Linked DNA regions of Mus musculus: region 1 is linked to region 2. Evidence: chromatin loops called from intact Hi-C (ENCODE). Cell type or tissue: heart. All regions are shown on one strand. Each heading gives the region's core, and the rest is flanking DNA. Links, peaks and the distances in the headings are about the cores only. Region 1 overlaps Mpzl1 (myelin protein zero-like 1). Region 2 overlaps Pou2f1 (POU domain, class 2, transcription factor 1).

Region 1 (11,407 bases), core at 1,064-9,063, 360 kb after region 2:
TGACTGATTTTACTGCCTATGATTTACTCCCACACAGCCCTGACCCTGGGCCTGTCTTCCCTGTGAAGTCAGGACACTGAACTCTGCAGGAAGGATTTCAGCTTACACACTGGAGGGTGTGGGTTGGGCCTCTGGCTACCTAGGCCTAAACTTGCTGTTTTACTATATTAGGAAGCTGAAGGACACCTCTAGACTTCTCAAAGTCCCCTGGGTTGGGAGAAGACCTGACTTAGGGTCTCACTACATTTTTTTTTTTCTTAAACTAGAGTTGTTTTGTTGTTTTTATGTGCAGTTTTACAGATTGAAAGGACCTGAGAAAGTCATAAGTGTAAAGTGCCTTTCTGGCAGTTGAACCCTCATCAGACTTTGTCCCTGAGAGTCAGGTATCTGCTCTGCACCCTGCAGCCCAGCCTCTCTCGCTTTCCTGGATTGGACTCTGACGCCCATCTTTGACTTTCTTGGCTTCCTTGATGCTGAGGTGGAAGGGGGAGAACTTCTACTTTAATCTATTTAGAGTTTTTCTTTACATTTCTTAGACTGTGGATTTATTTAAGAAGAAACAGCTTAGAAGGACAGTTACCTGATCCTGGAACTCCAGCAGGCTGGTAGTGCAGCTCAGGGATGGGGCATTCCTAGCCTGGCTAAAGCTGAGGATCGGTCTGGTCCCTGACACCAGAGAAGGTTGCAGGAAACACAAATCCTCAGAACTTGAATCAATCATGATAGCGTCAGACTGAAAGGGTTGTGTTGCATTTACATTGAACATTTAAACTGTTTGAGGATCTATTTGTATAAATTGACCAGCACAAATTAATCATATGGGTAGTGTCTATATGTTGTGTTCTTTTGGGATGATTCTGAAACTAAGTGGCCCTTGGGTTGGGCAAGGTCTAACCTAGTTCTTATGTCCAGTTCTAGTTGCAAATGCTAATGAGGGCTTTGACAGCCTAGTAAATTAAGAAACATTGCCAAAAAGGAATGGTATATATATTTTTTTATGGAAATGTCTAAGTGTACACAAAACCAAAAGGAATAACATAACTAATTTTCATGTATCAGCTTTGGTGGCTTCAGTGGGTGCCCATTCTGATTTTAAGATCAATTCTCAACATGACATATGGAATCTTAACTCTTCAGGGGAGCAGAGTCCTTGCTCTGGAGGCCTAACATATGTCTGTAATGATTGCTTCTGTTCCTGTGGCTCAGGGACCATCAGTTCTTCCAAACCTCTAATTGGTTTCTCTTCTCCAGGGCCCAGTCATTTACGCACAGTTAGACCACTCTGGCGGACACCACAGCGGCAAGATTAATAAGTCAGAGTCGGTTGTGTATGCGGACATCCGGAAAGACTAAGAGAACACCCAAACATTTCCAAACTGGACGCTTGTGCAGAAAATGTCCATAACCGCATGTGGCCTTGAGGACTCGGGCAAGGACAAGCACATGTATACTCGGAGAGAGCAGAAAATATGTATAGAGGATATGTATATTCTATTTAATCTTCCTGATGTGAGAGGCCAACGTTGCATGGTGAAGTGGTATGAGTCTACGTATGTGTAAATTGTCTTGCTGTTTCTGTATATTCTTTCAGAGTCATTTCTAGCTGGAAAGTTTTAGAAGCATCCCGTGGTCCCATGCGTGGGATGGTTTGCCTTATTGAAGACTCTGCAGAACCGTTAGTCTTTCCGACAGACGTGGCCTTTTTCATCTAAGGGCTCAACCAGTCTAAGCATTTCTTGTAGTTAGAGAGTGAGGTGTTCAGTGGAAGTGTGTCTCTCACAGTATCAGGACCGTTTTGTTCTGTGCCCGTGCTAGCTGATAGACACCGTCGGTTAACCACGCCACCCGAGGACAGTCTGAGAAGTTAGTGTTGATGCTTTTCTTTATATGAGGGAATTCTGAGCTGAGATTGTCCTTGTCACCATCCTGCTATTAGCTACGATCTCACAATGAGTTCTTGTCAGCGTGCAGACAGCAGAGCTGGCTGAGGCTGTGGTCGTGGTTAAAAGGGTACAGATTACAGAGCCCCAGCATGACAATAGCGTGTGGAAGGCAGCATCTTCCTTTCTCCTCCTCTTAGGGACGCTATCAATGAACTGCACACTCTAGATACCTCCTGACACCAGGTTCTTTACCATCTCCTTGTGGTGCTGAGACCGTGTATATGGTGCTAGTGCTCTGTGGGCTTTGTTCAAATGACACCTCTTCTTAAGGGCTTTCTACATCTGGCTCCATGATCTCCCTGCCCAGTCAGAACCAAATCCTCTGTTGGCCAAGCCAACCTTCTTCCCTAGGCAGAAACCGTTGGCTGCTGGCCGGCCTTCCTGGACTGAGCCTGCAGCCTGGTTCCAGCTGCTCGCAGGACAGTGTGCAGGCCTCATGGCCTAACTCCACACACCACCTCCCTTGGAGTATTCGGTCTCTTTCCTGCAACTCTGCGTTCTGGGCCTGGCTACAGATAACAGTGAGGCCACGTCCAGATGGCAGACCTGTGCTTCCTGTGTCTTCTGAGCAGAAGAATGCATTCGAATTGAGAAGAGACACCTAAAAGGGATGGCTTTTAGAATTCCTGCCTGTATTTTCTCCTGGAAATGTGTCCAGCTGGAGAGATACCAAGTTCATTGTTACTTTTTGATATTTTCATTTGTACGTCTGTGAATATTTTAATACATCTTTTTCGATTTCTGAATGGTGTTGTCTGCTTGTTTTTAACCAAATGGAAAAAGAGATAAAGCCCTTTCATCTGAACCATTGCAGCTGCACAAGCCTCCATCCTTGAAACACACTACCTGTGAACCTACTTCAGAGCCTAAAATGGGACTACTGCTGATGTTTGTGTGAGATCTGTTCTCTAGCTTAAGTGTGCGTTCAGATGTCCCCTTAGACCTTCTGCAACATATAAAAGCCACCTCAGGACAGTAAGATGGCTCATTGGGCCTGACAACCTAAGTTAGGTCCCCAAATCCGCATGATAAAGTGTACATGTACGCGCACACGCACACGCACATTTAAAATGATTTGAAATAAAACAGCAACTCCCTAGCCCGTCAGCTCTGCTCTTGACTAGTCTCCCCCACAAGAGCATGAATAGCAAGACTTTGCTGTTTGTTCCTGGCTTCTCCCAGTGTAGAAAAGCACACGGCACAGCACAGCTGCTTTCTGCATGCTTGCTGGGCAGGTGTTCCTATCTACTCAGCCAGGGATACTGAGGACTGCCCTGGGCCAGCCACTGCACCAAGCATGAGGCAACTGTGAAGAGGATAACGCTCTGTGAGGAGATGGCGGCAGAGGCCTGGCAGGGAGACCCAATTGCTCCAAAGATTGGCACACGCCCTGCGCCTGCCTTTCTTCCTCTTCCTCTCTTGTAGCACACTGAGCTAGTACCAGCTCTGCTAGCCTTATACCTACCTCTCTTTAGAAAAATGTTCAGTCTTAGATTATATATTTTGTCCAACCATTGTCACTTAGCATTTAGGAACAGAGAGCGAGCTGGGACTATTTAGTCTAAAGGGGGAAAAAAACCCTCGTTTCTTTATTCTGATCAGTGTCCCACGTGCTGGCAGCAGTTCTGTCTCCAGGATCTGCGAGTGGGGCATGGGGGGATGGGAGGGTAGGTGATAGAAACATGGCTGTTGGGGGGGGGTCTTAGTTTCGATTTGAAAGACTGCGTGATAAAGGTAGACAAAGCCAAAGACTACATGACTTGGTCTGTCAAGGGCTGCACCACAAATGATACCAGCGGCCATACAAGAGTTGATGCTTTCTAGTGATGTGTGTGTGTGTTGCTGGTCACCAAGGATACAAAGGGTGCCCCTGCCTTTCATCACTTAAGACTCCGGATGGGAGGGATGGAGCCCTTAGGGGTTTTATCATCTGCTTCTCTCAAGAGAAAACTGGGTGTTGCTGGCCTTCCTCCTGCTTCAAGGGCTCTGGCTTCTCAGGAAACGTGCCAACCCCGTCTGTAGCCTCTCGCGGAGGCCTGGGCCCAGTGAGCTGAGCTGGGCTAAGAGGAAACCTCTGGGGTTCGTTCTGAAGGCAGTGGGGTGACCTCGGTGCCAGCTGGATGCTGCCCTGCTCGAGGAAGGTGAGCCCTTGTGGAGGAGGAGCCTGGTACTGGGGCACTGGTAGAAAAGCCACTTGACTTAACTGAGCATTTACATGGGAGTGGCCTCCTGCACCTGTGTCCTGTAGACTCAAGACTCTGCTGTCCTGAAAAGAACAAATCTGAACATTGATAAAACATCCATAGACCCCGGGTGTGGTAGAGCACACTTGTCCTCCCAACACTGGAGAGGCTGAGGCAAGGGGAATCAGAACTGGACTATGTGAAACACTGTCTCAAAAAAATAAAAAGCAAACCCCAAATAAGCTCAGAACTCTTAAGGATGGCAGGCACACACATGGTACACATGCACACATGTGTGCATATATGCATATACACATGCATGCATGCATGCAGGCAAAAGAAGCCACTAAATCTAAACATTAAAATACAGACATTGGGGGAAGGAGAGTCTGTGAGAGCATATGCACCTAAAAGATTAAAGTCTGGATACTCACGTATATAACAACACTAACCCTATATCACCCTAACCCTAACCCTTGTCATGTTGAATTAAAACGTTTCTGTATGTAGGCGCACATGCACCGTGCAAGTGTGGATGGTGAAGGATTACCTGGTCAAGTTGGTTTTATCCTCTGACCGTGGAAGTCCTGCAGAAGAAACATGTCAGGTTCATAAAGCCCTCTTCCTCCGGAGCCATCTCACCGGCCTAACATAAACACGTTGAAAAATGTATTCTGAGAGCCAAAGTCTTGTTTTGTTTTGTTTTGTTTTGTTTTGTTTTTATCTATTTCTCAGTGTGTAGTCAAATTTCCTGTTGTGAAAATGGCATTTTTACAAGTGGTTTCTTCAAATCAGGAAACAAACACGGTCCTAGTAAAGATTTTTGGGGAAGGGGATATGGGAAAACCAAGGGGAAAAACAATAGTATCACAAGGCTTTTGCGTTTGCCTCTGTTGTCCTTGAGCATTGTGCCAGGGAAGTGTCCAGGCCAGCAGGCCACCAGTCACCCACACCTACAGACGGGGCTGTGCTGCTATAGATGCACCATGGTATTTTAAGCCATTTCTAAACATGCAGACATTTTAGGCTGTTTATCTTACTAGTAATTCTGTAATTATTTGTCCTTATGAACTACTAAAGAAACAAAAGCCCTACCGAATATAAACAGTTTTCAGTCAGAGGAATCACAGCCCATGCGTGCTCACACCAGCCCTCCTGGCCCTTGGACATCTGAGAGTGTCCGCAGGGGGCGTTGGGGGTGGGTGGGTGCTGAGGTCCCACATCCTTCCCTTCAGGAGCTGACCGGAAAGCTTGGCTGTGTGGGTTGGAAGAAAAACATTTGGGAGTAGAAACGAGAGGGAGGGAGCTAGCTTGTGGATCCACAGGAGACTGCACTGTGTTTACCAGCAGGGAAACACAAACCACTCAGGCTCAAAGGGGTCCCCAAGGACCTGCACTTCCAGCTTCCATTTCCTCCTGCAGACAGGATGTGAAACCTCATTGTCCTTTCTTGGCTCTGGCATCCGTTTCTTTGCTGTGGGCTTTCTGGTGTGGCCTTTGGTGTGCCAGCATTTTAGGGCAGGTTGGGCTTTTTGTTTTGTTTTGTGTATTTTTTTTTAAAAGTCTCACTAACATCTGAGACAAGAAGTTGAACATAGTTATTAATAGTCTCACGGAGCCGCGTAGCTGCCACACTGTGGGGGACTAACTGATGTCCAACATCGGCATTTGAACTGCAGCTCTGCTTGGGTGTGGGGCATAAAGCTAAAGAGAAGCCAGCTTTTGGCTAGAGGTTTTTCTCTGAGGCGACTAAACTTTGAATATGAACTGTATTCTAGCTTCTTTCTCTGTCTTAGATTTAAAAAAATTAAATCTTTACATTTTATTGTGTGTTCGTGCACATGCATGTGTGTGCATCAGCGCACAGACGGAGGTCAGAGGACAACCTTCGCCAGTCTCCCAATCCACCAGGTGGCCTCCAGGGATTGAGTTTTAGTTCCACTTAGGCATGGTGACAAGAACCTTTATCACCAGCCTTTGAAGTGGTTTTTTTTTTAATTAATTTTTTTCTTCATTTCTCTTTTAAACTCTTATTGATTCCCCTCCCCACCCACCCACCCTCACCCCCTCCCAGACAGGGTTTCTCTGTGTAGTCCTGGCTGTCTTAGAATTCATTCTGTAGACTAGGCTGGCTTTGAACTTAAAGGTCAGCCTGCTTCTCCCTCCTCAGACCTTTTGAATACATATACATTGCAGAACTCCATCTCTCAGTCCTCGCCAGGGAAGTTTCTACTTTGTATGGAGGTTCACGTGAAGGCGCAGCTAGGCACAGTGCTGGGATTAGAGGTGTGCACCATCACTGCCCAGCATTAACGTTTATTAATTTTTAAATTATGTGCATGTTGGGGCTTGGTATGTGTGCATATGAGTTCAGGTGCAAGAGGCCACCTCAGATCTCCCTGGGCGCTGGGTTACACGGGTTGGGTGTGAGGTCATGACATAGGTGCTGAGGACTTAACTCCAGTCACATGCAAGGGCAGTATGTGTTCTTAACTGCTGAGCCATCTCTCCAGCCCCACAACATTTCTTTTAACTAGATGAAATAAAATTTGCATTCATTCTGTAGACACACTTCTGGAATGTTCAGCAGATCCGTAAGGGTATGGACCATTTTAGGAGCCTCTGACGTCAGCTTTATTGGCACAACAGGGTCCCGGAGGATTGTTTATGATGTGTCTGGATGTCCCTGGTCTCTTCCTGGTAAACTTTACTTCAAGGACTTTGTACTGGCAGAGGGAGAGTTGTCCTGAAAACTTGCTTGGAGGATCTTGGTCCCAAGAATGCAGAGAATCCATTCAGCACGCAGTTATTAGCAGCTGCTAGGCACCGCACTTCCTCTTCTCCCAGAAACACTAAACAGAGCTCATGTCCCCCGAAGGAATATGACCTCTGGCAGGAGGTCATGTGGTAGATCGAGTCACACAGCGCCTGAGACATCACATCCCAGGCTCTTGGCTGAGCCAGTATTTTAATGTAGACCAATTGCAGTTGGACAAGAGAAAAAAAAAATCATGAGAACAAAATGAAATAAACAAGAAGAGAGCTTGCTTGGAAATAACTGGTCCCTGTTCCACACGATGCCCGAGGTTGGGGTTGGGGTTGGGGTTTGGGAAAGAGGACGTTCATGCTATGCGTTCCCTGGCTAGAAACTCATGGCTGGGGAGCTCATATGCTCCAGGGGATAATCTACTATTAATTTTGCTAAAAGGACATCATATTAAACTGCCTTTTGAATATATATACACTGCAGAACCCCATCTCTCAGTCCTCGCCAGGGAAGTTTCTACTTTGTATGGAGGTTCACGTGAAGGCGCAGCTAGGCACAGTACAAGCCGGTGTGTCTTTGGAGGGGTCGCAAGTGTCTGCGTCACACACCCCTCCCACCCAAGGCTCGTGGGAAGTCACAGAAGAGGAGATGCACTCAAGAGCTCGAGAAGGACTGAGACAAAGCAATGTCTTCTAGATATGGCAGGATCAAGTAGGATCAGGAACTCAGCTGCTGTAGTTCCCTGTACCAGATCAAACCAGTCAATACGACCCTGCGTGGGCAGCAGCGGCTGGGGGTGGGGGCTCGAGCCCCCATCCGCCTGAGAGGAGGACCATTGCTATTGAGGGCTCCTAGGGAAGGGAAGGCCTAGCTTTATGAGTGTGACCCTTGGAAGGTTGACCATGCTCCAGTGGATAACTGCACACATGCTCCGACTTCAGGTCCTCTTTTTTTTTTTTTTTTTATAATCCATTGAATTTGATAAGTGCTTGCCATAGGCACATGGAGGAGGAGCTGATGCACACTCAAGCGTGTGTGTGTGTGTGTGTGTGTGTGTGTGTGTGTGTGTGTGAATATAATCAAGATACATTGTATGTGTGTATGAGACTCTCAAAGAATTAAAAAAATATATATTTAAAAAAATGGTTTGGGAGCTGGAGAGATGACTCAGTGGTTAAGAGCACTGACTGTTCTTCCAAAGGTCTTGAGTTCAGTTCCCAGCAACCACATGGTAGCTCACAACCATCAGTAATGAGATCTGATGCACTCTTCTGGTGTGTCTGAAAATAGGTACAGTGTACTCATACATAAAATAAATAAATCTAAATAATAATAATGGTTTTGGTTCCTTGAGACTGGAGAGATGGCTTGGAGATTAATAACGGCTGCTCTTTTAAAGAATCTAAGTTCAATCCCTGCACCCATATAGCCCCACACAATCATCTGTGACTCAAGTTCCAAGTGATGTGACACCCTCTTTTGGCCTCCACAGGCACCAGACTTGCATGAGTCACACATACATAGATAAAGGCACAACACTCACACTCATAAAATAAGTGTTTAACAAAAAGGTTTTCTTTCTTAATGTGAGTTGTATTTGTTTTGGTGTGTCTGAAGACAGCTACAATGTACTCATATATATAAACTAAATAAATAATTCTTAAAAAAAAAAACTAGCTAGTGTTTGCCTGTGCATCCAACTAATACTATATAGTGAGACTGACTCTAAATAGACAGACAGACAGACAGACAGACAGACAGACAGATAGATAAAAGCAGTGCCTATAATTCCAACACTCAAGAGGCGATGAAGGAAGTTTGCCTCAGGTTTGGGGCCTTTCTAGGCTATGCAGTGAGTTCTAAGCTAAGCTGAACTATAAAAGGAGAACAAGGGAAAAAAAAAACCCCAACGAACAGCAGAAATCGCACACATACAAGCCCACTCTCCTTCCCCCCCTAAATAAAGTATGGAGGCTGGCATGGTGGTATCTCTCAGTCCCTGGACGCTGCTGCTGCCACTTTCTATTGGCTTGACACTTGTAAACTCCTTTGCTCACCCTGCATGCCTGCTGCCTGTGCTGTAAAGTGCTCTGAAGCAACTGTGAGCAAGACAGAACTTGCCCAAGGCCTCCTGGTGCTTGACCTGATACTAAGTGCTGGAGATACAAAGCTGAACGTGGCAGAATCCCCTCCCATCCAGAGAGCCCAGCCCTCGAGGAGTTCCTGGAGGAAAGAGCCCAGAGCAGTCCACCGCAGTAGTGAAGTGAGCCTTAAAGAGCACAGACTCCCGGCTGGGCTGGGACTTCCTGTGCTGGCCAAAGAGAGCTTGGAGACAAGAGCTTGAAGAGGTGGAGAGGAGCCCAAAACCCTGATTAAGGGCTGTTCCAGGTGGCAGAATTAGCGCAAAGTCTACACACCCCACGCCCTGCATTTAGGAAAAGGCCTTGGAAGGAAGCCTTATGATACAGGCTTCGGAATTTCATCATAGACCAGCACAGGGATTTGTTTGTTCGTTGGGACGCTTACCCTGCCAGTTACACAGGTAAAGGATGGAAATCAGATATTGGGGAAGCGATTAATAACGTGACTTAGGGCAGAACTGGGTTAGGCGTAAAGGAACTGGATTTTTAGCAGCGGTGAGGACAAAGATGAGAGCCATGGGAGTAAGGTTTAGAAAGATGTTCAGTAGCACTGACAATATGAGTGACTCGGGGACAGCCAGGTGAGACAGCCCATGCATGATAAGCCCAGCGCTCAGGAGACCGAGGCAGGGGAATTTCTTGGAGTTTGAGGATCAGTCTGACTACAAAGTTCCAGGCTGAGCTGTAGGGTAATATAGCAAAGGAAAGCGGCCAGGGTTGCTACACACAGTAAAATCATGACGAGCAAAGGCTGCTACCGTTAACATGAGGAAGCAGCTCCAGGGAAGGTGGGATTTAGGGTTGAAAACCCGGGGTTTCTCGTGCAGGGGCAAAGCGAGCAATGGCAATATCCTCGCAACTTTGTAGCCCCCTGTTCACTTGACAACTAGCTGTATCTGATTCTTTGAGTACCCTTCCAGAAAAGTTCCCCCACCTCTGATATCAGTGTATTCCGTCTCCTACTACCCGGCAGATCAGCACCCCTGACCTAAATTTCAATCACTTCTCTTTGGCAGGCCACCCTAATTCCAGCTTGTGACACGATTTGCCTGTGTCTATCTTGGCCCAGATCTCTTCCATCTCTGAGAGTGATTGGTGAAACCTGGGTGGCCTTGGACGCAGGATCCACCTCAGTGGGAGAATACTTGCTCAGCCAGTGTGAATCCTTTGATTCTTAGATCCTTAGTACCACATATAAAAGCCGACCGTAAGACTTTCTAAAACAGAAATATGGTCCATACATGTCCTTCAGTGGTCATCCTGAGACTCCTATTTTGGATGGTGTTGATGGGTCCCAGACCTAAAGCCAGATGGCCCACAAGGCTCCTTTGTTCAGTGGGTCTCCTCAGACCAGCTGGTGTCTGGGGGTGGGGACCCAGTGCTCCAGAGTTCCAGGACCAAATGCTGTGTGCTGGCCTGGGAAGGCCTTCTGTCCGATTCACACCTCTTCCCAGCTAGCTCCCACCAGCTTTCTAAAGGCCACATCAGGGTGTGTGCAGCAGGTGCCCTGTATTTTAGTTGCTTGTTTGCCAGCATTGACACACAACCACCACCTTACAGAAAGACTAAGATGCTACGATTAAATCTCCATGTTACAAACCAGGAAACTGAGGCACAAAGAGCTTTCCCTCAAGGGCATAGACTCAACCGCTGGATCCAGTCCAGTGAGTTTTCAGGTCTATGTCATATGCCACGGTTTGGATTGTTTCTTGGCTCATTCCTGTATTCATGGTACAGGGCCTGAGACCATCATTTCACTCACTGAATAAATACCAGGTCCCTAGGGCCGCTATAAGAAAGAGCAAGAGCAAATATTCCTTATACATCCATCACTTGACAGCTCCCGAACACTTACTATATGCCTAGCTCTGGGCTCAGTGCTAGATAGACAATGTAGAGCATCTTTGCTCTACAGGAGTTCAGAGTAGGTAAGGTTCAAGGGTGCATGGGGGTGGGGGTGGGGTCAAACAAAACCCACAAAGATAATGCTTCTCTTCTCTGTTCCTAAAGTCGTCACGGATTACCTATCACATCTTTCTCCTAAACATAATTCTGGGCGGGCTGCTCCAGAAAGCACCTTGGTGGAAGCTTCCTGTGGGTGAGACATGCAGAAGCTACAGCTCAGAGCTCTGCTGGAAAAGGCTCCTGAGGCCACAGCCAAGTCCAGTGCTGCCATCTGCTGGCCACATCGAAGATGCGCCCAAACCCAGGGCTTGTGACGTAGCCAAGACCAGCAACCAAGTTCAGCATCCCTGTAAAACCTATGGGTCATCTGTAAAATCAGATAGATGTACCTGGGCCCAGACATGTAGAACATACGCTTTCTAAACTTCACCGTAGACTTCTCTACTTCAGTCTGTCGCTCGCTCCTTC
Region 2 (11,407 bases), core at 1,242-9,241:
ACAGGGTTTTTTAGTGTGGCCAAGGCCTGAATCTCACTATGTTGATTAAGATGGCCTCAAACTCTCAAGTGCTGGGACCAGCTTTAGTTTTTATATTTATGATATTAAAAAAATGGGAAGGTGAGTGACAGATTAGGGGTCCACAAGGCCTAATGTTGTTGCTCTGTATAATTATTTCCCAGAAAATGCTAGTTTCTGGGAATGTTTATGCTATTGTGAGTATGGTAGTTTGCCAATGAATGTTAGAATGAAAGATAGCTGTTAGATGAGAACTGGAGTTAGAAAAGAATGATTGTGGATACTACTGACTAGAGAAGGAAGTCACAGTTGTGACTACTGGTGATTACTTACAAGGGGAAAAAAAACAAAGCCAAACAAAATGAAAGTCAGTAACATTGTAGAAGTAGCAAAACCAGTGGAATCCAGAAGGACTTCCTCTTTTGGAAATGGGGTTAGGAATGTTTTAGGGTCCTCTATCTTTCTGCTGTGTTTAAAAAGTTAGACTCAAGAGTGATGTTGAGCTTTATAGTAGCTAGTTATTATAGTTTGCTAGGATAAAAAAATTTCAAGTACTGTCCCATGTTTTCAAGATTAATTTTAAAAAATGTTTTAAAAGTGTGTGTGTGTGTGTGTGTGTGTGTGTGTGTGTGTGTAATATGAGTACATGTGCGTATGTGGGTTATGGAAGTCAGAGGACAGCTTTTGTGTTGGTCCTCACCTTTGACCATGTTCACTGCTTTGTATTGGGGGCCAGCTGACCCATGAGCTTCTTGGGGTGCTGCTGTCTCTGCCTTCCATCTCTCTTTAGGAATTTTGAAATTACAGACACATAAAACATGTGTCAGTTTTGCAGAAGTTCTGAGATTTGAACTCAGGTCTTCATGCTTGTTTGGCAAGCCTTTGGACCACCTTTCTAGTTTAATGTTCTGTATTTAAGATCAGCACATGAATAATAATTCTTTAACTTATGGGTATTGCACATGCACATATGCTTGTATATCACATTTGTGCCTGGGGCCAATGGAAGCCAGAAGAGAGTGTCAGACCCCTAGGAACAGGAGTTTCATTCAGTTATTTATGAGTTACCATGAAGGTGCTGGGAATTGAACCCAGGTCTTCTAAGAAGAGCAGCTAGTGCTCTTAACCACTAAAAGACGACCTCTTTGGTCCCCTAGTGTTATGTAGTTAAAGATCTTATTTATTTACTTATTTTTTGTTTTTCTGTGTATGTGAGTGCATGCACACATTTATACAGGCACACAAGTGAGTTTGCAAAGGCCAAAAGGAGGTTAGGTTCCTCAGAGTAATGGGCATTTACATTTACAGATCACTGGGCTTATACGCTGATGCTGGGATCTGAACTTTGGTCCTCCATTTGAGCAGCAAGTGCTCTTAACCACTGAGTCATCTCTGCAGCCCTTTTCTATAGTTTGGGAAGTAGTCCTCCATGCTTTATGTTATGAAGGAGATTTAATAAACAGTAAGAAATGCATAAGTGCTTAATTGTATTTATTTTTATAATAATCAGTAAATGCTTTTAATTAACCAACTTCACACATTCTGCCGTGGAAATTTGTGGAGATAGTAAATTCTTAGTTACTTCAAATTCAAGCCAGATTCTTCAGTATTTATTCCTATCTGCCCTCCAACTATCCTGTTTTTCATTTAGGGTGCTAGGGTAAGTTTTCTTCTTTCATTTTTATTTCCTTGATTAATGATTTCACATTTCTACTGGTTTTAAACTGTATACATCTCTAAGCTAATATCTGAATTGTAGTAAATAATGATACTTTCTGTAGTAATTGAAAGTTGCTTGAATGTTTCTAATCCGAAGCGGTCCTAATCTGAAGCAGTCCCTGGAGTGTTTAAAGCAATTCTTTTATTTCATAAATTGGTTGTTTACTTAAAAGTGATGGAAATTATTATTGGTTAAGTGAGAAATGGCTCAATGCTCTGACTTCTGCTCCTTTTCTTCTACATAGACCCTGTTGCATCTCCTGTAAGCAGTGTGTAAACTCTCCATCTTCTGGGGACAGAGTAGGAAATCCTGTTCCTATAGAATACACCTTGTGAAGATTATACATCAATAATAATAGGGTCATCTAATTTTGAAGAGCTTTATAGAAAAGAAAAAATGGAGACTACTGTGCTATTTTAGTTTTGTATAGTTTTCTTTCTTCACCGTGCATTCTTATTATATGCAGTAGTTGACCTTCCATTTTAATATTACTACTAGCTGGTGTTTGTTTTGTTTTACTTTCTATTGGTCTCTTTCACAGTAAGAGCAAGTAGTTGCAAGGTATTTAATCTATTGAATAAATAAATTGTTGGGCTTTGTTGAAAGTTTTTTTGTGTGTTGCAGGGATAAATGAGTAGTTCTTATCTGTCTTATATTCAATTCATGCTCACATTTTTTTCTTTATTCAGAGGTGGTAATTAAGCTATTCTAAATAATCTGGCAGCTATGGTGTTGGTATAAGAAATAGTAGCGTTAAGTTAAAGATGATGTATCTTTATTCTGCCACTAATGTATAACATCTTTATGATAGTAATATGCCAGAATATCATTTTTTCATCTATAAAACAACGAATGACTTCTTTATAGGATTTTGTTAGTATTAAAAAGGTAATATTTAAGCATGTCCAGCATGGTGTCTGGTACACCTAATGTTCAATAAATGGTTGTCATATTAAAAACCAGATAGCAGTGTATTTTAGCTGCCTCCCTAGTTCTCCGATTAAAGGCGTGTGCCATTACCTCCCAGTTTTAGGGTGATCTTAATAAAACTCTTGAGTCACAAAAACTTAGAATAAGAGTTAGGATATCACAATTTAAGGCTCACTCCCCTTACAAAGTTTATCTTATTCTCTAGTGCCCTTGTCAGGTGTTTATATCTCAGCTGCTGTGGAGCTTTTTTCTTTGGACAAGACATTATGATAGGTTTTCAGGGGACTTCTGAGTTGAATAAGGTTCTTCAGTCTAGTGCCTGTGAGAAATGGCAGTGGAGATAGATCGTGAAGGATGACATAGAATATGAATATTTACAGAGTTTCTGATAACAGGAACCAGGTGGGACAAAGGAGAGGAGCTGATTTGTTGCAGGAAGTCATGAATATGGATACTCCCATGAGACTGGATGAAGGAAAGTACAGGAGTAATGAAGTGAAAGTTTCCTACAGTGTGACTTTCTGTATCCATCAAATGAATTGTTAAATATCTAACTGTGATATGATCAAATTTGCATCAGAAAATTATAGGAAAAAAACAGCAATAGAATGAAACTTCTTTTCCCATGAACTTCAGATTGTAGTAAGAATGTAATTTAGTATTTAAATCAACTTAAAAATACTTTAAAAGTGGATTGGGGCTGGGGGTGGTGCCGCATGCCTTTAATCCCAGCGCTTGGGAGGCAGAGGGGCAGGCGAATTTCTGAGTTCAAGGCCAACCTGGTCTACAGAGTGAGTTCCAGGACAGCCAGGGCTACACAGAGAAACCCTGTCTCAAAAAACAAACAAACAAAAAGTGGATTGGAACACAGGCACAGAACAAGTTGCAAAAATGACTAGGCAGATTTGGCAGAGTAATTTCTAAACAGGAAAAAGTGGTCCTTGAAATTTACATTTCAAATGCATTTGAAAAAGAAATTTTGAAGAAACTAATAGTAGGTCTTGGGAAATTAATCAGATTACTACTAGTGTTCTAGAGGTAGATATGAAGAGAAAGTAAGATACAGAGAACAGAATGAGAAGTGCAGTGCAGTTGGTGTTCTAGAGAAGACAGTTCTTAATCATCATTTCTAGTGTACATCCTCTGAGAACACCATCCAGGGATATGGAAAGGCGTTCACTAGAAACAGTGGAAAGCTAAGGACACTGGGAGAAAGCAACCTTTGAGCGTATATAAAGATGAAATGATGGTTTTAGATAGATAAACTGAGTTGCTTACCACCATATCCTTTACTAAAGGAGCTTCTAAGAAACATTTCTTAAGATTGAAGGAAGCTGAACTCAGAAAGACTGAAGTACAAGAAGGATAAACGAAAAAATGGAAATATATGAGTAACTATTAGTAAACTATATTCAATTTATTTTATATTAACAGAGCAGTTACCAACTTTCATCGTCAACCGTTGCAGATAGTACAATAAGAATTTTTCAAGAGAAGCTGTAATCTTAGCTCTCTCTCAAGATTATTTTCATCTTACAAATGTCTCTGATATAATTTGAAATGAATGAATGTCTTTTTAAAAAATGTGTCTACTTGCAGGCTGCTGAGCTAATTTTAAATTTGAATAAGAAAATTTAAAATGAATCTAATGGAACTATGTTAACTGATCTTGCTCCTTAGTTATCAGTCTTTACTGTCAGTGTTTTACCATTTGAATCTGGAATTGACTGGTGAGAATGCTCAGCTTTCATTGTACGCATTAGAAGCCCGTTCCAAGTGCATTGTTCCAAGTGCATATCCTAATCCTGGAGAAGCACAGACATAATAAAATGGAGCTTGATGTTCTTCATATGGCCAAGGGCATTGCAGCAGAATATATATCATGTCCTTTATAGCTTTAGCCTCAGAGAGGGGAAGTTGCTAGAGAGTGTTCTGTTTGCTTGCTTGTTTAACTGCTGAGCCCTTGGTATTCTGTGAGAACAATATATAGAATTTTATTAGTTGCCTTTATTCAAAATCAACAGTGAGTGTTCTACTCATATTCTAATCTTTTTAAACAAACCTTTAATTGTGAACTAAGTCTCATGCTTGATTTAACATTTGTTGACTTTCCCAGAACCATTTTTTCATTCATGTACAAGTATTTGGTTGAGCCTCTCTCAGGTTCTACCACATATGTGAAATTGCTGTTAAGTAAATAAGACATAATATCTTGTGTTCAGAAAATTTTCTTTCTAGTGAAAAGCAGAAATCAAACAAGTATACAAATTTTAAAATTATGAGTTTTCAGAGAAAACAAGGTGAAGTGATAGATTAATTGATTTAAAAGATTAATTGATTGTCCTCACCTGAATGAACATAAATTGCGAAGGCCACGGGGCATATTTGACTGAATGTGGCATCCTTTTCCATATGAGAGGATATAATATTAAAATGATGGGGATTTTCATTTTATAATGATATAAAAACTACAACAGCTCTTCACAATTTAAATGCTTATCTTCCTTAACTCAGGGAAATATGTGAGAGGCCCTATCCTAATTTTTATTTTATATTTGGCTCTATAATGTGGAGAACTCAGCCCCACATTAAAACACTTGGTCACAGATGTTTGATTCATCAGCTGTGTTATGTGCTCTGTCCTTATGTATTTAGACAGTGGTGCCACTGTATGTAAAAGCAGTACTTGTTAACTTTAGCAAGATCTTTACATAAGACAAAAGATAATACCAAAGAATCTTGGTGTTTTAGATATACAAGATAATATAAAGACAGTAGCTATAGCCCCAAGCCATGTTAGAGAATTTAAACATAATAATTTCTTTAGAATAAACTGTATTTTATTGATGAGCTGATTATTTATATAGGTTTTCTACACAGTAAATTCTTTTTTCCACAATGAATTCTTTAAAAATGTATGAAAACATTGTTTGTTGTTGAAACTTTAGTGTACATATATTCTTTTCGCGGAATTTTTACTCCTGGCTTCTTTGAGAGTAAAGCTGTAGAAATCTCTGCCATGGTTTTTGTGGATTGTGAAAACAATTGAGAAGCTGTAATTACAATAGATGGGTTCTCTAACTGTCTTGTGGAGTCTTTTCCTCAGTGTCACCATAGGTAGTAAAATGTGATTGCAATGTAGAAGACTTTTCTCTCTAAAGAAGACCAGTGATCCCTTTAAGAAGGGTCATTGTGAATTTCTTGTTGTAATTGCAGAATGAGTGAGTTTGAATATGAAGGAAGAAGAGCCTAAATAGGAGAGATGCTCTGGGGCTGCCTTTCTCTACAAAAGGTAAATCAGAAAGCATCTGCTGTGGCTGTTTTACCATTTTTATTTTGTTTAAGAACAAACATAGTAGGCAGTTTTCCTTATTTGATGAGCAATGATATCAGTTTGACCGGATTTATGATACTGAAAGATTATTGGTAGGAACTCATTAAAGGGCAACATTTTGGAAATTTATCCAACTGTTCTTTTCGAATTCACACAAAATGACACAAACTGAGGCCAAATAGATAGTCAGCATTATTTCTAAGCAATCTAGCCTTTCACTGAAAAAAAAAATCTTCCTGTATTTATCCATTTCCTTTTAACTGAAAGCCTTTTTGTTAACAAGTCTTTAAGCTTAAACCAAAATTGTCCTTCCTTGTCTAAGTCTTCTCTGTCTTGAATTTTTCTTATAGATCTCTATTAAACCAAGCTTTAATAGAGACCACAACTGCTTTGTTCTTTTGAGTTTCTTTCTTTGTATCAATATCAAGGTTACAAAACTGATTGTATAGGATTTCACTCATTTAGTTATAGGTTTGATTAATAAGGTAAAAAATATTTAGCCAGACACTGGGAGCCAACCAAATATACAAATAAATAAATAAATAAATAAACAAACAAACAAATAGTTCAGCTAAAAATCTTATACTCAAAAAATAGAAATTTGTAACATTTCATGTGTTTAGTTAGGAAAAAATACTCCACCAACAGGTAGATAATGAAAATGTGGTATATATATACATAGTAAAATTCTACTCAGTTGTAAGTAGAATTTATAAAAAGGGCTTGATCTGAAAAGTATATTAGATGAAGTAACCCAGACTCAGACAAAAATTACATATTCTCTCTCATGAAGTTCCAAACTTTAAATGTTTGCATGTATAGAAAGAAAGGAACGAGGAAGAGTTGGCTTAGCCATGAAACTAGATAGGCGGCAGTCTCAGGTAGGGCTTTACTGCTGTGAGCAGACACCATGACCAAGGCAACTCTTAGAAGTACAACATATAATTGGGACAGTCTTATAGGTTCAGAGGTTCAGTCCGCTATTATCAAGGCAGGAGCATGGCAGCATCCAGGCAGGCATGGTACAGGAGGAACCCCATGCCCATGCCCACAATGACACACTTACTCTAACAAGGCCATACTTCCTAATAGTGCCACTCCCTGGACCAAGCATATTCAAACCATTACAGAGGCTACAAGGTGGGAAGAAGTGCTGAGCAAAGGGGATAGGACAAAAGACAGAAGTGACAGGAGGCAAGTGGGAAGGAGGCTACTGGAGGTGGAGGGGGCAGAAGAGGAGATGGGAGAGAAGAGAAATAGCACAGTTTGTTGGAAAACATATAAGGAAACCAGATTCTTTATAGGCTAATAAATCTTTTTCAAAAGCAGAAATATAGGCCTGTGGAAACAGCACATCAAGTGAACACCGTTAATACATAGGCTGAAATGGCTCTATGTGAGGTGATTAGTCTGAAGCGCATTCTGAATCCATTTCTTATTGATTCTTTATTGCTGTCTTTGAAGACCTAGGTAGGGTTCATTCTTTCACAGTTCTTTTCCCATAAGAGTGGAGTAAATGCTGACAGTACATTAAGTTGATTCCTTAGGAAAACATTCTTTGAATAAGGTACACCTGTGGTACAACTATCCCAGCTTTAAAAAAACAACATGGTGGCTGGGCAGTGGTTGCGCACGTCTTTAATCCGAGCACTTGGGAGGCAGAGGCAGGTGGATTTCTGAGTTCGAAGCCAGCCTGGTCTACAGAGTGAGTTCCAGGACAGCCAGAGAAACCCTGTCTTGAAAAACAAACAAACAAACAAAAAACATGGCAAGCAAAGGAAAGGAAACAAGTGTGTATTTTTTTCTTTCTCCTGTTGTCTGATTTGTATGTTAAGTCACCTGTCTGAGGCTTGATATGTGTAGCTCAGGGAACCATTTACCTAGTGTCATATGAGACCTTAGGTTCCATCTCCAGTGGCATCTTCCCTCAAACAAAAAGTATGCATGCATATATGACCTAAGAAAATTTCACCATATTACTTACACAAACAGATCCTGATAATAAGGAAACACTTCATTTGAATGTCTTTGTCTTTCTGATTTGTTTTGGTTTTTTTCTCATAAATTGTGACCAATCTTTAGATTTACTTAAAGTAGTTAATTGTCATGCTGGAGTTGAACCCAAGACTTGTACATAATAGGCAAGTGCTTTACTATTGAGCGTACATCTTTAGTCCCCAAATTTTTAAAGTACATTTTATGGGATAGTACTGAAAGCACTTAGCAATTTCACAAAATGACCTCGTTGGTGTCTTAATTAGGGTTATTCTTGGTGTAATGAAACACCATGACCAAAAGCAAGTTGGGGAAGATAGGGGCTCACCCTTCCACATCATAGTCCATCACTGAAGAAACTCAAACTGATGCAGAAGGGGTGCTGCTTAGTGACTTACTCATCATGGTTTTCCCAGTCATTTTTATAGAACCCAGGAATGAGACCGCCCACAATGGGTCAGGCCCTCCCTTATCAATCATTAATTAAGAAAATGACCTTCAGCAGGGTGTTATGGACGCATTTTCTCAACTGAGGTTCCCTCCTTCAGATAATTCTGTATGTCAAGTTGACATAAAACTAGCCAGCGCAGCTTGTTGAGTCCATCATTTTTAACATCTGATGTGTTTGAGCTAACTAGAGGCTTTTTTCTCCATTAACTATTTTAGTATGTCTATGATAGCTTTCATGCTGCTAGCCTAGTTCTTTGAAATGTTACCCATTAGAAATATGTTTTTAAAAAGTTTTAGTACATCAAGACAGTATCTAATAAATTAGATACTAAAGAAATGCATACTTTTATGTTTTTAAAGAATTCAGCAGTGAAGGATGTTAAAGTTTGTGGCTCAGACTTTATACTCTTCCCCATATAAACATTTTCTGTCTTGGAAAATTTGTTTTTATGAAAGGATAAATGGTTAAATTTTCTGCCCTGGGTGTGAAGACCTAGATGGTTGGAAATGAATATGAATGATAGTGAGTGAGTTAGCCTGGGTTCAAGACTCTCCTCTCCTTGTATAATAAAGACTCTTGGTTACCCCTTGGTAATGTTGCATGTAACAGAAACAGACCTGCCCAACTTGATACTCTGCATCTTCTTTAGACAGAGGATACCAGCCAGCAGACTCCTTTCAGAAGGCTAGTAAGCTCCTTAGATTTTATTCTATTACTCTCACTCGGATTCCAAAGAGTAGAATAAATCCCTGCAGTTTTTCACATATCTCTCTGAAGTTTGACGCTGTAAATCAGTGTTCACACTTTACACTGTTCAGAATCTTATAGAGAATTGATTTCAGAACATATTTCTGGAACCTCCGCCCTTAGAGTTTCTAATTTAGTAGATCTGATGTAGGACCCAAGAATTTATATTCTAAGTTGGTGTTGATGATAGTGCTGACCCAGCTACTATCTCTATGACTACAAACACTTTAATTAGGCCAAAGAACAGCCATAGCACATTAATTTAAGGAAACGAGGCACATTCTTTAATTCAGAACTTTAATAAACTGTTAGTCTCTCTGGGTGCTGTTTACTACATTAAGGGAACCCCACCCTTACTCCCATAAATATTGACTTAATTTTTTTTCTCTTTTCAACTTCTTTATGTATGTGTGTGTGTATATATATATATATATATATATATTAGGTATTTTCCTCATTTACATTTCCAATGCTATCCCAAAAGTCCCCCATACCCCCCCCCCACTCCCCTACCCACCCACTCCCACTTTTTGGCCCTGGCATTCCACTGTACTGGGGCATATAAAGTTTGCAAGTCCAATGGGCCTCTCTTTCCAGTGATGGCCAACTAGGCCATCTTTTGATACATATGCAGCTCTGGGGTACTGGTTAGTTCATATTGTTGTTGCACCTATAGGGTTGCAGATCCCTTCAGCTCCTTGGGTACTTTCTCTAACTCCTCCATTGGGGGCCCTGTGATCCATCCAATAGTTGACTGTGAGCATCCACTTCTGTGTTTGCTAGGCCCCGGCCTAGTCTCACAAGAAAGAGCTCAACTTCTTTAGTCAAAACATTTTTCCTAAATTTGATGATTGCCTTCCTCTAATTTAACAGACACACTAGCCCCTGCTGTTAGGCTGGAGGTCACTTTTGGATTAGTAGAAATTTATTTTACTTGAAACTTCAAGCAAAGATAGATTTTTAAAAACAATTGTGTTTTTTTTTTTTTTTTTTTTTTTTTTTTTTTTTACTAAGATACCACAATTGCTTGCACAATTGAAACTTTTTAAATCCGTCTGAGGTCAGTACAACTTTTGGTGAGCCATTACCAGCTGTGTCTGTTGCTATGGAAACTCAGCAGGGACTAGCAGTGTTATAGTTGTAAGGACCACACCTGGCTTATTTGCATCCAATTTAAGTTGAGAAAATTTCTAAAAGAATAAAAGGTCTCTCCTGTGCCAGTGGATAGCAGAAGGAGCTTGTCAGTTTGTAGCCTTCAGGGTGAGTGGGTTTTTCTCTTCCTGGAGGCTTTTAGTGAATATGTTAAAGCTCATGTTTGTTCTGTGTGTTCACATGTGTCAATGTTTTGCTACCCTTTTTGTGTAAAGTGATCTTTTTTGTTTAGGATTTTATCTTTGGTTTATACTTTTAAATTTTTAAAGTGTTTTCCATTTTCATAGAGAACTGAAAAAAGAAATCACATTTTCAAAAAGAAAAATCTAATTTCTCATTTGTGCTCAACCTGTAATAACATTTTAGTGAGTTCTTGCTGCTATACAGGCTTACAGGTGATCATAAGCTGATATCTCTCTTTCAGCATTAAACAACACACACCAACACCAAATCTCTCATACTCACCATTCTCACCAAATGACCAAAATTCCAATTAAATTTTGGACTTAAAAAAACTAGAAAACTACTTATTTTTATGCGTTTCCAGCCACACTTGGGGAATTCTTACACTTGACTAGAAGGACACTACAGGATAAAACTCTGGAAAACATTCTAGAGAGTATGATAATTAAATCCAGTCTTCATGATTCAAGCTTGAGGCTCTTACCACATGAAAAAATAACAAGTATTCAGACTTAATTGCTCAGTTTAGTGTAGCCTGAGTTCTTTATTTTTAGTTTCATTGGCTTTTATAACTGTTAGTGCCTTGGCCTCCCCAAGTCACCATGTAGCTACCTTGGTAGTGTGAGACATTGTTTACATAATGAGAACATTACCTAGCTATAGAGATTTTATAAGAAGCAATGAAATAACTCATCTTAAAATATTCTGAAATATATACACATATGTAACTGTCAGACATACTCTAGACAGATAGGCAACTCAAGTAGCCATATTGTTCTTCTTATTGCTATAACATAATACCTGATAGAAGCAACTTTAGCAAAAAAAGCTGTGTTTTAGTTCACAGTCTAAGTATATCATGGTGATGATGAACAGT

What was found. Peaks named below come from ENCODE experiments on the same cell type or tissue, not always from the same donor. Only the 100,000 strongest peaks of a DNase experiment are listed, where the experiment ranks them.
Region 1: it touches region 2 in a loop (3-fold over the local background); 3 of 42 quality-filtered maps call a loop at or near these places.

What each region holds. Positions count from the first base shown.
Region 1 is chr1:165,583,522-165,594,928 of GRCm38, reverse strand. Mpzl1 (myelin protein zero-like 1) reads left to right here. Exons shown (of 6, transcript NM_001083897.1): 6 at 1,252-2,748. The coding sequence ends at 1,353. Among named protein-coding and RNA genes, the nearest start is that of Gm51750, 30 kb to the right of the region's middle. In heart, for the core only: a CTCF peak has its summit at 5,328; DNase peaks (open chromatin) are centred at 2,338, 5,498 and 6,968; H3K4me3 peaks cover 242 bases; H3K27ac peaks cover 3,942 bases.
Region 2 is chr1:165,947,334-165,958,740 of GRCm38, reverse strand. All of the region lies in intron 1 of Pou2f1 (POU domain, class 2, transcription factor 1), which reads left to right. Among named protein-coding and RNA genes, the nearest start is that of Pou2f1, 50 kb to the left of the region's middle. In heart, for the core only: no CTCF peak of the experiment used is centred there; no DNase peak of the experiment used is centred there.